Regions from separate parts of the Homo sapiens genome. Here region 2 is linked to region 1. A link is a loop called in an ENCODE intact Hi-C map of the cell type or tissue named here. Cell type or tissue: Caco-2. All regions are shown on one strand. Each heading gives the region's core, and the rest is flanking DNA. Links, peaks and the distances in the headings are about the cores only.

Region 1 (8,771 bases), core at 328-8,327:
GCAGTCATTCTAACTGTTATGAGATGGTATCTCATTGTGGTTTTGATTTGCAATTCTCTAATGATTAGTGATGTCCAGCATTTTTCATAACTTTGCCTTTATTTATGTATCCTTATCACCTAAAAGATACCACACATTTACCAGGTGTTCAGAAAAATGTGTATTGAAAGAGAGAGATAAAAGAAAAAAGTTAAAGCAAATAAAGAAAGATCCAAGAAGCTTATTAATGGTAGTATTTTCACATATTTGCTGTGAAGTATGAGACAAAGGTTAGGGAATAAAAACAGCTCTTACTACACAGCAAAAGTATGCATAGATGTTGATACTTTTTCCTTCGCCTCTGTTGGTATAATTGCAGAACTTTTAAGTAGTTCAATAGGGAATTCAGGATTACTGTATATTTTGTTGGGAGAAAAAAAATGTGAGATAGTTAATTTGTAGCTTTGGATAAATTATGTATTCTAATCTTGGTGCTGATTATTGCAAAATAATCATTGTGCTATAGTGTGCTAAAATATTAGTTGAAAACTAATTGTTGTGAACTTTTTATCTGCACCCGGTGAGATTCCTATGAATGACTAAAAGGCTAAGCAGGGCAAAATTGTTTAGTTAGTTAGCAAATTAATCTATAATGCATAAAATGCAAGCTTCTGCAAAGCTCAACCTTTTGGCTAAAGATTTTAGGTCACCACATTCCATATTTTGATCTCCATGACATTCAGATAACTGGTTGAAATGTTAAAAATTCAGTCAATGCTGAAGTTGTTTGTTTATACCTACCTCATGCCAAACATCTAGTTTGACATTTGGTACTGAATTGTCAGAATTGATCATTTGTCTTGACATCAGGTGGTTACACTGATACACGTCTGATACACACATGCATGTGCACACACGCACAAACATGTACACAAACAGCGATGGCTTTTCTGCTTTATAATAAGTTTTATTCATTGTAGGAAATAACAAAATCCAGGTAATTGTGAATGTAACTGGTTTCTGGCATGAGTTCACCTTCTTAGGTTTCAGGCAGAAAGTAATTTTATAGTTTTCTGTTAATTTCAGTTTCTGAAACAAAATGCTAGGGTAATCCCATGCTTTTAAGATAATTTTTAGTAAGTACAAATTCTTTTGGTCACTATTAGTTGCCAAAACATGTTCCTTTCAGTAGTAAATCCCCATCTACTGCATAAATGAAAATTCCAGATTCACATCTTTCTTGGAATGTTCTCATCCCCCATGTGCCAGCCTGCCTCTGAGTGGACAGTGGATCTTGAGGCAAAGGCAGAACTGGCTTCTGTATTGCTCCGACTTCTCTCCTAGCCTACAACTGCTTCTGACACCTACATGGTTAGGCTAGAACAGCAAGTGAAAAGAACAAGCTTTTCATTATCTGAATCAATTGCAATCTGGGATCTGGTTTGTGTGTGTGTCAAATGGACAATTTCTAGCTCTTTCTTTCATGGGAAAGGGACTGCTGAGATGTCTTTGATGTGGGTCTGCCTCCCCTGAGGGTGGTTGCTCAGCCCTCTCCTCAGCCCTTCTGGCAGAACTACTTCCGTTGTGCTCTCTTTAGTCCCAGTGGTCATTGTTGTTAGTGTCTCTTATAAAGTGATTACAGACAGCCTCTCTGTTGCCGGGTCCACATTTGGACCCTGGAAAACATTCGCCATTGCCTACTCATCAGCGGAAGTGCAACATTCGTCTAGGTCAGCACTTCACAGTTGTTCCTTCCCAGACATGAGAAGTGCCAGCCACGTAACCTTTCCTCCTGACTTCTAAAGGGTGAGTCAAATGGCAGTCCCTATGTTCTGCAAATTCTAAGATCATTGATCAAACTCTGAGTGATCTTGTTGAAGCTCCCTTCACCTGAGGCAAAAGGAAGCCACCTCCATGTGCGGAGCACATGAAGTCTCTCAAAATATTTCCTTTTCCCAGCCTCCTAAACACCAATCTCTTTCATGAGCCATATCTTGATGACAGACCAGTTCTAGCCGAACTCGATTTGGACTACACGTTTTGCAAATCCTGGAGAAGAGGTGCAGCAACTCCTCATGATGCAATGTTTGTAGAATTGATTGGTTGTTCATTTTAGACTCTAGAGTCTCTTTGAAAAAAATGCTGAACAAAGAAGAAAATTCACATTTAGTATCCAATTGCATAAAGAAAACCACAAAAATTACTATCCAAATACAAATGTTACTTATTTTTCATTCTTTTTCTCTCCTTTAATACAAACACAATTGAATTAATATTTTAGGTAGGGTTATATATATCATTTGTTGTTACTCATTGTTGCTTATGAGGTCATGAGCATTTCTCCACGTTGCTAAATATTCATCCAAAGTGGAAATATTTAAATAATCGAATAGTATTATTGGGTTTTGTATATGGGGATCAGATAACTTCTTTCTAGTTCGTAATTGCTGGGCTGCGTGGAGCCATGCCTTGACCTGTTAAAGAGGATATGTCTACAATCCGAAATTCCTGAGCATTGACTGAGCTGGGCCAGTGACTACTACTGGTTCTCTGCATTGGCTCACTTGGGAAGGAAATGAGTGGTTTTTAAGTATAGCTGGGAGAATGAAATGGAAATGTAAGCTATTTCTCTTTTCTTCTAATCTGGAACAAAATTACATTTTTGAGCCTCTTTAACAGGTAGATACAGCTGTGGGAGTAAGGCGTGGGTAACAGAATGTAGGCAATCTGTCCCATAAAAACCTCCTCGATGATCTCTACTGTCTTGTTTTCTCCATTCATGTTTGTTAGAGTTCCAAGCTTAAAGCCGTATTAGATGACTTTGTGTTGAGCGTAGTAGAACTTTTTTTTTTTTTTTTTTTTTTACCTTTTTATAGCAGGCTCCTGTTACAGAGCAAATAGGCTTATAGCCCAATGCTCACAGAAATTAATACCTATGGTTCTGGCTTTCAAGAAAAGCTGTATTGCAAAAACAGCCAGTTGAAAGGCTAATGTTGAGCTTAAATATATGTACCCAATTTGAAGTGTGGGGCACATTTTAAGAGATCAGAGGTCAAGAGAAAGGATTTAGGAATGTTGGCTTGGCAGGGTCTGATTAGAGGGCTTCAAATTTGACCACTTACAGTAAGGTATGTTGAGGCAGATCTTACCGCAGATCTTCTGGGCCAACAGACTCCTCACTTCTGAAAAAGTTCTACCATTCAGGCTCCAGTCATGTATCAATCTTCTTGGCTCTGAGGGGAAGAATCATTTATTCCAGGTGTTGTTAGAAGTAAAAGCTTTTGCTATTGCGCATGCCCAGGCTGCATAACACAGTTTTTAGCTCTGTCTTATTGAATGATAATTTTTTTTTTGTATTTGAAAATAACCCAACCCTAAATCAACAGAGATCTCCAAATGAAGAAAGCAATACTTTTGCATCAATTTACCTTTGCACTGCTTCTCAGTAAACTTCGTTTCCTGGAATTCTTATAAATAAGCAGGAATATATTGTGATATATTGGCACTGTGAATTACCAATCATTATAGTTAAGAGCATATTCTAACAATAAAATGTAAAAATAATTGGCCAGGTAAAATAAATGTAGGGTTATTTTTAAACTAAATTAAAAAAATAAGACATTTGTTTAAGAGATTTATCTATGTTAAAAAACCAAGGGTGGCATAAAATATAATTTTGGAATAATAACTTTAAAATTTGAATGTGATAAAATTAAAATTTGAATGTGATAAAAATAGGCATGTTAGCAATATTTGAACTTCAGCCAATCTCTGATGATTTTGTAAGTAAAATTTTTAAAAATTAAGAAATTTACTTAAAAATAATTTATTTTGTTTTATGTGGAAACTACAAGAATTTTTATTTGAATCCAAATTTAGCCTAGTAGATTGTCATTCAGCTAATTATAGGAATACATTTGTGAGTTATGGGAGAGTTCTTGGATTAAAATAGAGATTCTGTACTACTAACATACTGACTGAACAATTATAACTCTTGGTTGGGGGTCAGAGATTTAACAAGAAGTGAACTTAACTTTATCAACAGTTTAAAGCTAAGTTAAATATTAACAATTTATATTTTTCAAAATTCTTATTGTCTTGCTGATAAAAATTACAGAACTATCAGAATGAATTTTCCACATCAGCCACAAGAATGACCTTCCGGCATACAAGACACTTCTTCCCATGTAATGCAAGGGAAAAAAAAGTTCAGGTAAGGGAGTTCTCCCTAGAAACCACGTAATCTCTGTCACTTCCACTTTCTGTTTGGAAGGAGTTCTTATATATAAATTACCTGGTATTTCACAATGTGATATTGCCACATCTCATTGGTATGGGCAGCCAAACCTGCTCTGACAGGTGAACAAAGATTCTATACTACCTAGTGACTGAATGAACTAAATTGTGTCTGTTGAGGGTCAAGGATTGAATGTTGACATAGAGATCTAACCAGAAGTGAACTAACACAGACTTAAGAAACCAAGAGAGGGTAAAAATGGAAGCTGTGAAACCACAGAAACCATGGGTAAGCAAAAGCCACAAGGGGGAGCAATAGGGGAGAGAGAGTAGGTGATCACTGAAATTGTCAGTAGACATAAAAGCAGAAACAGAATAATTGAATCACTGCAAAGGAAACTATAGAGCTCTAGGCATTGAACACCTGCTGGTGAGGTGAGAACATGATTACTAGGTAGCTAGAACTGAATACAACCTGGAAAGAATTATATAACTTCATTACACATGAAGTCATGCAGCCATTGAGACTCTAAAGTTCTCTCTTACTTCTCTGGTGGTGCGGAGGTGGCTTTAAAACAATGCCTCATTAGCTGCAATTATGTACACACATCTCTTTTACTCAGAACCCATCTGACAATTCTAACACAAATGGCTAGAATGCTTTTGAGTAGTCGTTTATTTCATGATAAATTATTGTAATTATACTCATTCATTCTTGATTATAACAAGTCAGAACATTTATGTTTCAATTGTTTTATTATTATTCTGTCTTGTGAAAATTTTTATATTTCTTTCATAGATGAGATAACAGAGATAGAGAGGTTGAATACCTTGCCCAAATATCTCTGGCAAGTAAATGGAGAAGAAGGGTAAATGCATGAATATAAGTGCATATGATTTTTGCAAAAAATGAGAACATACTCCTCAATTTGTTCCATAAATTGCTATTTTACCAATTATGTTATATAGTTATTCTTCCATGTAAGTATACATGTTTCTTCCTCAGACTTGTTAACTGTTGAATAGTATTTCATAGCATTGAAACACTGGAATTTGTTTAACCATTTCTCTACTTACGGCTTATTTATTTCCAGCTTTTTATTCCTGGAGATGTAGCAGGATATCAAGTGATGGCTTATTTATTTGCAGTTTTTCATTCCTGGAAATGTAGCATGATATCAAGTGAGACTTTTCTCATGCCTAGATACAAATTCACAATCTATGGAAAACTATACTATAGAAATCTGGGACTAGTCTTTCTCTTAAAATGATTTAGAGGTGGCCCAATCCTTCCTTAGAATGAGTACTAAATAGGAGGAGAAAGAAAGAACATTGTAATTGTGAGTTGTCAGCCTGCCAAAGAATACTGAAACTTTTCCTTCATAAATTGGGAGTATGCTCATATGATTTTGCTTACCCTTGGTTTCTGTGATTTCACACCTTCCATTTCGCCCCCTCTCTTGGTGTCTTTGAATCAGCATTAGTTCACTTGCTGTTAGATCTCTATGACAACATTCAATCCAAGTTGAGTGAGAAAAGTCCAACATTTAATCCACGTTGAGGGAGAAAAAAGTCCAAAAATCCAGAAGGATTCTCTGAATTTGAAGATGCCTGAGGAAGGGAAAATGAGCATCCCATTCACAGCTGTACATCTGCAAACATTCAGGTCCTCAAGCCCACTCCTTGCCAGCACCAGCCTTCTTTATAAACCACGATGTAAAAAGAGTTTGCCCTGACAAACATACTTGTCAACGGTGGTTGATTTAAAAATGCCAATGGACCATCCAGGATAAGAAAGAAAGTAACCAGTAAAGAGGGATAAGTAAATGCCAATAAGATACAAATATTTTATCAATATTTTGTATTTTTCAGTACTCTACCCTGCTCCATTACCAGAAAAGAAGAATGTAAAGGGGACTTAAAGAGTAGATAATGCCCCTCCACCATCTGAGTACCTCAAGCCATACTTTAACCTGTTCTGAGAAAGGGTAGGACATAGTCTTATAATTGGATTTGAGATACTGGCATTCAGTGCGATAATATAACCCCTCATTCAGATCATCTTTCCCACTGAGAGCAACTACAAACTCCAGACAAAACAAAACAAAAACAACTAGCTAAGTATTCAGTGATTCAGTGGAGTCAAACTTAGATAAATGACAAAAAAGTAGTCAATTTCCCATTTTCTTGCAGTTTTTCCCTGCAGGCTGACCACAGACACAGAGCAGCTCATCACAGGCAGCTAATTTTGCTAAAAACCTCACTTACTTTCTGGACATAGAAAAAAGGAAAAGGATCCTGGACAACCATGGCCAGCTGTCAGAAAGTGAGGGGAATTCTCACAGGAGAGAAAAAATGGAGGATGAGATCCCATGATTCTGCATATGCACACAATCTCAAATTGATCCATAAACCACATCATTGGGGACGAACTCAAATCAATCACTTCAGCAAAGGCTTAAATAATAGGATGGAGATTCGAACAAGCATCCACAGAAGATGAGACTGAGCTAACAGAATGACTTGAAAAGATGAATTATTAGCTAAAACAAAAGCATCAACTTAGAGGAATATAAAAGATCCTGGATTGAATACAACATACTATCCACAGTGCCATAGTCCAAAATTATCAACGTTAAAACAAAATGAAAGTATATGTCATGACAAAGATTTGGAAACGTGTTTATAGGCCTTTCATTTACAATAACAAAAAAATTGGAGATAACCCAAACATCTATCAATGTAAGAACATAAAATCAAAGTATGTTCAATAGAATACTGAAAAAGTCTGCCTGTGCCAAGTGTTGGTAAAGATGTAGAGCAACTGGAACTCTCATATATTGCTGGTGGGAATGTAAAAGAGCCCAGCTACTTTGAAAAACAGCTTGGCAATTTTATAAAAATTTAAACATATGCTTATTACATGTTTATATGAAACCCAGGCATATTTATCCAAGAGAGATGAAATCATATGTCTCTATCAATTTTTGTAGATAAATGTTTACAGCTACATTATTTGTAAAAGCTCAAAACTGGAAATAGCCCAAACATCTATCCACAAATAAATGTATCAAAATGTTTTCCATAGAATGAAATACTACTTGGCAATAAAAAATGAATTATCAACACATGTAACAACATGGATGAATCACAAAATAATTACGCTAAATGAAATAAGTCGGATACAGAAAGCACACATAATATATGATTGCATTTACAAGAATTTCTAGAAAATGCAATCTGACCTATGTAGATCAGTAATTGGCTGGGGACAGGAGTGATGGGAAGATCAGGTTGATTGCAAAGAAGAACATGGAAAATTCGGGGGAGTGAAAGAAGTGTGTACTGTCTTGATTGCAGTTATTTCACAAGTGTATCGCATATTCCAAAACTTACCCAATTATGTACTTGACATATATAGTTTATTGTACATAAAATATAGTTCAATCGAGTAATATAAAAATGTAGATTTGAGATAAAATTTAAACTGTAATTAACTGGAAAGTTCTGGACATGTCCTGGTTGTAATGAAAGGGACTGCTACTCAGCTGGCAAAAGAAATTGAGTGCAGTGTGATTAGAAGTAGTAAAGAAAAATACTACTGTTTGATGGTTGTAGCCCAGAAATTTCAAACTGCTAGATGCCCTAGATATCCAGATACTTCACTCATGACCTTTACTCATGTTACATCTTGATAAATACTGCCAAATAGCCCTTCCAAACAGTTAAACTAATTTTAAAGTCTGACAAGAAATGCTTGTGACTGCTCACTTCCCCCTCTGCATCATCATTAATACTAAATAGTTACAATCTCTTTATGGAGCGAGATGATCAATGAAAAACTTAAAATAAAATGCAAAGTAGGAGCCAAAAGGAATAGAGAAATCCAAAACTTGAAAGGTCATAAGAGAGGGAGAAAAAGTGAGGGAGAGAAGCTTTCCAAAGAGTCAATGTAAATAATGTCAAATGCTGTAGAGAGGTCAAAGTTTCTATTTTATTTAAGAACACGTAAGCTGTCAATGGTTTGGATGAAAGCAATTTCAGCTATTGGTGGTGAGAACAGAAAGTTGATTATCATTGTTGAGGGGTAAATGAGGTGAATGAGAGGAAACATAGTCAGTTTTACTGTTTTTTGTTTCTGGAGGATTTTTTTTTAAAGAATTTTACTGTGAAGGGAGAAGATAGTCACTACAGTATAAATGTTATTTTTTTTAATTTAAATTTTTGGAAGCGGTTTTACTTTGCAAATGACAGATACTTGAGTATGTTAAAACATTCATGAGAAACTTAATGGCAAGGTCATTTTTGTGACAGGAAATAAGAGAAATTTGATGTAATGAGATTCCAAGTGAATGAGATTCAATATGATTTTATGTATAATTTTAGGATAAAGGCGTTGCCATTTTAGTATTTGAGAGGAAGGCAAACATTTATGTAAATGCAATAAATTCGGTAGATCTGGAATTCTGATGCTCCTTACAAATGGATCTTTTCTCTGAGAATTATCAGGCTATTGTAGGTGCTGCATATTGTGAGGTTGAAAAAAAAGATTCTTC
Region 2 (8,771 bases), core at 521-8,520, 97 kb after region 1:
CCTGGCAATGTTCTCTTTAACCCATGATGTGAGTTAAGAGGAATCAACCAATGTTTTGTTTTTGACTGATTATGAGGCAACGTACATACCATTAAAGTTCCTTACCTACATTGGGCCTTCATCTTTTATCTATCAAAGTATAAGTTTATGTATAAGGCTGGCTATAAACTTCTTCACAAATAAAAGTACACCCCGTAAGTGCACGTAACAGACCCCTTTTCCACTTGTATTGTTTATAAAGGCATAAGCAAGGGAAAATATTCAAAGATAAGAGTTTCATGATAGAAGTCTTCATCTGCCAACTTGGGAAAAGCTATTCACATTAAGGATTCCATCTTTTTCTTGGAAGACATTTCCCTGGTTAGTTTTACCTTAAGGGTTCCAACGGGTGTACAGTTCTGAGAGTGTAGAGGGACCCTTCTCATTTATGAGATTATGAACCCAAACTTCAAGGTCCTAAAGTTTTTGTTGTAGTCTGGATGGCAAGGACAGTCTTTCGCTGATGTTTTCGGAAGATCCAAAACATAAAAAGCTTTTTCACCTGCTGAAAATACACTGTTGCATAATAATCTACTGTTACAACATCAGCCCTCTCGCATGGGAAAGCTTTATACAACCAGAAAACATGCATGGAAAATAACAATTGAATGAAATCCCTTTATAAAAGGTTTAAATGGCCCACCAGGTGACCAAATGTACCTGAAGCTTTAATTGTTTTCCCAGGCATATAGGACCAAACACTGATAATAAACTATTTTAGTAATTTGTAAGTCACTACACCATTGTATTCAATCTGGATCATTTTATCTTTTCCATGATGAGTCATGGAATGCAGAACTTTTAATAATAAGAGCTTTAAGGACTCAGGAAGGACAAGAAGGCCATCTGGTTCTCCATGAGTCCATACTTAATCAACATTAGACTTCTATGCTCTTGAATACCAGTTTTTCCAAATTAGGTGCATAGCACTGACAAGGAAATTTAGTTATTCCTGTGGTTATTTAATTTAATTATTTAATTTGGTTATTACAATAACATAATAACCATACTTAGACATTAGAATTTTAGAAATCCCATGCAATTTTGGAACATATATTAGCATTATTCACAAAAATATAACCTAAAGAAGACTGAACATCATTTTAGCAATCCCATGTACCTAAAAATGTCAAATAATTCTGTTTACCTCTTTTCTGGATGTTTTCAGGGGCTCTCTGATCCATCCAAAAAGCCAGGCATTCAGAAAGAGAATTTTGAAACTGAAGTTTGACTTTGGAATTCCAGATTCCCATAAATTATATATTTTGCCAAAATGATGACTCAGAAATTTTAAAGAAGCAAAAACCTTTTGTAACCTTTTACAGGGAAAAAAAACACAATTTACTGTTCTTACATACCTTGCATGTAAAATTGTTTCTAGTAGTCATAATTGCATGTTACAAAGGCAACTCTTAGCAATTTTAACATAAAACCTGGAAAGTTATGTTCTGAAAAGGTTTGACTATCTCCAGCATAGCTAGAGAGATGTGGCCAACTCCACATGTCCCCAGGCCTTACCTAGCTGGAAAGCAGGCAAGTTAAACAATTTTCAAAAGCCAAAGAAACAGTTTATGACTTTAAAGTATTTAGAAAACCTAAGATTTGAACATAATTTAGACCACATGTTTACATTTTGAAGACATTTGTATTTTACCAATAATCTTTAAAACTGTTTATTTCCCAAAAGATTACTCAAGTCACATGAACTAAATAAAAGACATTATGTTTTTCACTTTTCTGACAAAGTATTTGATTTAAGCTCTTATTATTAAACAAATTAATGTAAAACTTTACAGAGGAGATAAACAGGTGACTTATACCTTTTATTTAACCAGTTTACATAGAGAGAAAGAGGCCAGAGACTGGCTGGTAAGAAATTCTTACCCTTTTGCTGGCATGCCAGGTTCCTGGGCTCTCTCTCCCTGAGCAGCCCTAGTGACCCTGCTTGACTGTATGCAAACAAACACATTGCCATGAGTTAAGAATATTCACAGTTTACAAATTTTGGACCAATTAGGCAGAGAGAGAGAAATATGATTCAAATTCCATTTATGAAAGTATGCTCAATACACTTAAAGTATCAGGAAGCCTAAAATCCAAAGTTAGTTTAAGGTTAAAAGTCTGATGTGCTCTATCAGTTCTTGTGGGCCAAAGGTAGCCTAGGAATTTAAGATAAATGAAGAGTAAACAGCAAACAAATGAAAACTAGAAGCTAAAACAAACAGGAAACCAACCCTAAATTTTTCTACTTAATTTACCCTGAAGACTACAGTGTTACCTAGGGTCTCAGAAAACCCACATAATAAGTATTTTATTCCTAATACACAATTAAATACCCTTACGTTCACCAATATTGTCATATCTCCTGTGCAATCAAGAAATTCACTTTAGGCACATGACCAATAAGTACTCTAACACTATCCACACAAAATGGCAAATATAGTGTGAAGCAATGCAGGCACGTATATGAAACTTGGCCTCACACTAAATCCAGCTTCATGCTTAACTATATTAAAAAATGAATTGCCAAACTGCCAATGCATTTCTCTTTTTTTTTTTTTTAGATGGAGTCTCGCTCTGTTGCCCAGGCTGGAGTGCAGTGGCATGATCTTGGCTCACTGCAACCTCCATCTCCCAGGTTCAAGCGATTCTCCTGCCTCAGCCTCCTGAGTAGCTGGGATTATGGGTGCACACCACCACACCTGGACACTTCTTATTTTACTTTAATTTACTTTAATCAAGATTAAGAGCTTTAACTATGAAAGTGTTAATTAGCCAAATGTCTCCAATTCTCTACCAGGTTTTAAAAAACATTTTATTAGGCTGGGCGAGGTGGCTCACGCCTGTAATCCCAGCACTTTGGGAGGCCAAGGCAGGTGGATCATGAGGTCAGGAGATCGAGACCATGGTGAAATCCCGTCTCTACTAAAAAATACGAAAAAATTAGCCGGGCGCGGTGGCAGGCGCCTGTAGTCCCAGCTACTTGGGAGGCTGAGGCAGGAGAATGGCGTGAACCCAGGAGGTGGAGGTTGCAGTGAGCCGAGATAGCGCCACTGCAATCCAGCCTGGGTGACAGAGCGAGACTCCATCTCAAAAAAATATATATTTTATTATTTAAACTTTTTCCACATCTTTCTCCCCTACTTAATAACTCCTAACTACACTGTTTCATAAGTAACCTTTGCAAATCTGTAATTTGAACTAACTTTTAGATAACTTCTGAATTAGACAAAATTATTCTTTTTTCACTAATAACATAACCCTTTATGGCACATTTTGTATACAGAATTTTTGTCCTTAGAACTAGAATTTTTATCCTTAGTAACCTAAAACTTTAGTGAAACCCTAAAAAGCAAGAAATCCTGACCTATCAGATATGAGCATTTATAGATCAGAACTATTCCACAATTTTAGAAACATATTTCCCATATCATAATCCTTTCTTAATTGGAAATGACCCAGATATTAAATGAGCATCAAAAATAAGTTTAAGATTTTAATTTACACAAAAAGTTAACCTAAAATATTTATCCCATTCACTGTACTTAATTTTTACTTTTTTTTTTTGTAACAGAGTCTCACTCTGTGGCCCAGGCTGGAGTGTAGTGGTGAGATCTTGACTCGCTGCAACCGCTGCCTCCCAGGTTAAAGCGATTCTCCTGCCTCAGCCTCCCGAGTAGCTGGGATTACAGGCGTGGGTCACCATGCCAGGCTTTTTGTATTTTTAGTAGAGACAGGGTTTCACCATCTTGGCCAGACTGGTCTTGAATTCCTGGCCTCAAGCAATCCGCCTGCCTCGGCCTCCCAAAGTGCTGGGATTACAGGCTTAAGCCACTGTGCCTAGCCCTAATTTTCACTTTTAACAAGGGAGACATGAACCATCAATCCACATAGGTAAAATGAACATTGATTTGTTTGGAAAGGCAGGACAAATCGAGTTGGGGAGGGAGTTTGAGGACTTTCAGATCACAGGTAGGTGGGAGACAAACAGTTGCATTCTTTTGAGTTTCTGATTAGCCTTTCCAAAGGAAGTAATCAGATATGCATTTATCTCAGTGAGACTTTGAACAGAATGGGAGGCAAGCTCACCCCAAGCAGTTCTCAGCTTGAAATTAACACTGACATTTAAAAATATCTAGCAAAGACAAACATAAAATTCAGACAAAATGTATGCTGACAATTCCGAAGGCATTTCTATTTTTATTCCACCAAAAATTTAAAGCTAGCTTGTTCAGTAAAGTTATACTTTAAGTCACGTGAACTTGAAAAATGCTTAGACTTATTTTACTTATAAGCCAGTTTGGTAGACACAACATATAACAATAAGTGTACATACAAATAAACACATCTAGACATGTATGGACACACATAAACGAAGATCCAATAGCTTGGAACCTCAGCCATGAGACAGCAATATGAGCTTGCCAGTTTTACTTCGCCCCAATAGATAATCCAATGAAGGCTGTGAACCAAAATTTCGGGTAAAGCAGTCTCCATGGCAGTTTCATTTTTAGGGGCCAAACCTCCCCAGACTCCAAAGAGTACTCGGGCCAAATAGTACCAAAGGAGGGTGTCACATGTTAACTAGGCCCCCTGCTTAGGACAGCAGCACAAGAGCCTGGATACATGCAATGCCATCCCACTACCGAGTAGACCGTAAACTCCAGATTCAAAACAATATTGGGGCCAAAAAGCATTGCAATGATGAGAGAAAATTCTAAGGAGGGTTTAATACTTTTAATACTAGACCTCAGAACCTATGCCAAGAGCATCCTCTTTGGAGGGGTTGAGGTACACTGGATCCCCCAGAGTGTCCTCCTGTGGGGTCCAATCTTAGTGTCAGTAGTCTCTGACCTTAGGTGGGCACTGGTGCCACTTTACATGCTTTCCCTCCAGAGCCTACAATGAGCTTTCCTTTGGTACCTGGGTGTAATTCCCAACTTTCAGCATTCTTATAATTTGATAAAGCCACACCTTCCCATGCTTCCCATTCCATGAACTTTAATGATAGGAACTGAAGTTTGGGTGGGTTTCTTTTGCCCTTAGCCAGGTGAATAGGGGAAAGGAAGAATTTAGCATAAGATAAGAAGGTATAAATAGCCTGAAAAATGTGCAAGTTTGCTATGAGCTGCACCACATGTAGTGATCAGTGACCAAGGGCAGAAAAGATTAAAAAAAAAAAAAAAAAGAGTCCTTCCCGCTCTGGGCAGGGCAATTATTTCCATTCATTCCTAGGCCTTTAGGGAATACCAGGTAGGGACCCCAGCCGACTGCCCTCAATTTCCAAGGAGCTACTAGGAAACAGCTGCTGAAAGGCTGAAAAAGAAAGAGAGGACAAAAATGAAAAAGACCCAGGTCCCTCAAGTTATCTGGGTGGTGGCAGTTAGGCTTCTCCTCATGGAAACCCCTTAATTTCATTGGCCATGGCCAGAAACCTGCAGTTGCTTCCACGTTTAGGTACTTCCCACCAAAAGTCCTGAGTTGGAAAGGAGAGAGAGAGAGAGAGAGAGAGATTGATTCCCCAGTATGCAGCAAAAGGGAAAAGGAGACAGGAGAAAACTAAGTCCCAAACTTAGGGCTTACCTCCTCCTCCTGGCTGGATCACCAAAACATGTGACCAGGGGAGGGTGTCCAGGTTCTTGGTGTCTTGAAGAAAGAATTGGACAAAATGCACAAAGTAAGGAAGGAATGCAGGGATTTATTGAAAATGAAAGTACACTCCACAGTGTGGGAGTGAGCCCGAGCAAAGGGGCTCAAGGGCCCCATTAAAGAATTTTGGGGAGCTTAAATACCCTCTAGAGGATTCCATTGGTTACTTGGGGTAAGCCCTATGTAAATGAAGAAGATGAAGTAAAGTTACAAAGTCATTTACTTGGCCTATACCCTATAGAGATGATATTTCCTGTCATAGCTGAAGTGTGAATTGGCCTTATGTTCCCTGCCTCGGGACCCCATTTTCCTGCCTCATTGTCTTGAGGGATTTTCATTGTTCACAGTTACTGTTTCATATTATGCAGAATCAATTTGCTTAGACATGTCTTATGGGCCATTTGAGTGTTTTTTCATATTCAAAGTAATAAATATCACTTCTCAAAATATTTTGATAAAATAAGGGACAGAGGAAGTAGGGGACAAGTTCCATGGAGTACATTTCCCAAGGAGTATTTTATTGGGGAAATACCGTATGTGAGTAATTTTCTTTAGGACATATTACATATAAGAAATTGGCTCTCCTAAAAGATTGATGATATTTACAGTGCTACTGTCAACATGTAAGTATATCTAAATTACACACAATTTATCTTTATTATTTTAAATAGGTGAATAACGATATCTATACATAACCTTATTGCTTTGGGCTGTTCAGTATCTTTCTCACTGTTCTAGTAATAGTCAGAGGTTTTGCAAAATCAGTATTTCCCTACTCTACATCCACATGGTTCGAGTAGGCCAACCTACCACAGGCTCTTCCCTAAACATTAAACATTGACCTGAAGACTAAAAATGACTCCAACTGATTTACGCTGGTGGATGCACACTCGGTAAGATTGTGTTTTAGTTTCAATAGCAAGATCCCCAGAGCTGTATTACTCTTGGCCTTTACTGAGCCTACTTCAGTAGCTTTTCTTTGACTATACGAGCCCCTCCACATAATATCCAAACAATTCTTTATTTGCTTAAATTTCTGAGAGTAATTCCATTGTTGAAAAAAAATTACTGGTTCTTATACAGTATTATTTTTATTTGCTTTTTATTTTTTATTTGTTAATGAGAACATGAGTTTCCTTTATACTTTGAACTAATCCACTTTTTTTACTCAACTCAACTAGCATATTTTGGGCATTCTATTAATTGTTTTGGGATAAAAACACTAGTGTGTTGTAAATTCTGACTCAAAAAGCTTACAAAATACTTGTGTAGACAAACATGTAAATATCTAACAAAAAGCTATACATTTCAATTGAACTTTTTTTTCTATTTTTCAAGTATAATTGGTCAATTAGATTAACATAGCTTAATACAGTCTTTGCATTTGGATAATTGCTATTCTCTGTTATGTTATATTTGTAAGTATTTTCCTGATTTATTTGCTTTTCTTTTAATATTTATTTTCATTATATTTTATTGTATACATATACCAGAATATAATATATAGCCATCCTTCTGATTTATTAAAAATATTGTATGTATCTTCATTGTAAGAATGATTTTTTATTATTTTGTTTTAATATATATATTATGTATTTATCCAGCATACATTATGACATGTGGTATCGGATCTATTTCACATTGTCCCCATTCTCATATTTAATTATACTAATATTTGCTTAATGAAACACTTTCTCATTGCTGATTTTATCTCTTTGCTTAAGCTTAGTATAAAAGTTTGAATTAATTTTTTGAAACATTAATTTTTGGAAAACAGATTATTGTCTTTTCTGTTGAAATATAATACTGCACATGTTAGAGAAGTTAAATTTTTAATATACTTCAAAAATTTTGAAGGGCATGTCTACTGCCAATACCTTAAAAAAAAGAAAAGAACTTTTGCTTGCTTTTCCAGCAGGAGTTTACTTTCTTTGATGCAAGTTTTATGAAATGTATCACAAGAATGTTAACTAGAAACGGACTTGTCTATATATTAACTCAGGGGTGCTGTCATCCTTACCATATTTAGTCTTCCCAGCAACGATCAAAATCTTATAATTATTCATGTCTTTATCTTTCTTAATTTTTTCATTAGTGTTTTATAATTGGTTTTGAATAAATAGCCTAGCTTAAGTTAAATTAGTCTCAAACCAATTCTATTCACCATTGAAAATAAAGCTCCTTTTATTTTCATGTTTCATGTTACTTGCATACAATAATATAAATGACTTTTAACAATTAATGGTATACATTCCAAACTTGCTTAATTAATTTATTACCTAAAGCCATTTTTAGTTCTTTTCCTTATGCTTGTATTTATGCTAACTATACAGATTTATATTTTTAATTTATCAATTAGTGTAATTTAAAATTACTTACAGGCCAGGCCCAATAGCTCATGCCTATAATTCCAATACTTCGGGAGCTCAAGGCAGGATGAATCGCTTGAGCCCAGGAATTTGAGACCAGCCTGGCAACATAGTGAGACCTTGTCTCTACAAAAAAAAAAAAAAAAATTTAAAACTAGGATTGCTTGAGCCCAGGAGGTCAAGGCTGCAATGAGCCATGATCCTGCCACTGCACTTCTGCCTGGGTGACAGAGCTAGACTCTGCCTCAAATAAAATAAAATAAAATAAAATAAAATAAAATAAAATAAAATAAAATAAAATAAAATAAAATATTACTTATCGATTTCTGAATCAGGAATGTATCTTGGATTTAAGATTTTCCAATAAACTGCTTATATCCAATAAACTGCTTGAAAGCTTTTTAGTGTTAACATATTAATTGCAATGCATCCTAAGTGAAATGACAATTTCATTTCAAAAGTGAAAGTGAAACTTCAGGCTAGGCGCGGTGGCTCAGCCTGTAATCCCAGCACTTTGGGAGGTCGTGGCAGGCAGATCACTTGAAGTCAAGAGTTCAAGACCAGCCTGGCCAACATGGCAAAACCCTGTCTCTAGTAAAAATACAAAAATTATTCGGGTGTGGCGGCGCAGGCCTGTAGTCCCAGCTACTCTCCTTGAACCCAGAAGGTGGAGGTTGTAGTAAGCCAAGATCATGCCACTGCACTTCAGCCGGG

Evidence for each region. A loop is a pair of places that touch in the nucleus more often than their neighbours do. Peaks named below come from ENCODE experiments on the same cell type or tissue, not always from the same donor. Only the 100,000 strongest peaks of a DNase experiment are listed, where the experiment ranks them.
Region 2: it touches region 1 in a loop (3-fold over the local background); 2 of 110 quality-filtered maps call a loop at or near these places.

Annotation. Positions count from the first base shown.
Region 1 is chr14:46,486,096-46,494,866 of GRCh38, forward strand. All of the region lies in intron 3 of LINC00871 (long intergenic non-protein coding RNA 871), which reads left to right. LOC124903309 (a long non-coding RNA gene) reads right to left here. Exons shown (of 11, transcript XR_007064146.1): 8 at 5,633-5,826; 9 at 5,293-5,374; 10 at 3,102-3,212; 11 at 926-2,121. Among named protein-coding and RNA genes, the nearest start is that of RPL10L, 160 kb to the right of the region's middle. In Caco-2, for the core only: a CTCF peak has its summit at 4,496 (motif pointing right); a DNase peak (open chromatin) is centred at 4,516.
Region 2 is chr14:46,583,080-46,591,850 of GRCh38, forward strand. It overlaps LOC124903309 (a long non-coding RNA gene), which reads right to left and starts at 2,574. Exons shown (of 11, transcript XR_007064146.1): 1 at 1,187-2,574; 2 at 372-499. In Caco-2, for the core only: no CTCF peak of the experiment used is centred there; no DNase peak of the experiment used is centred there.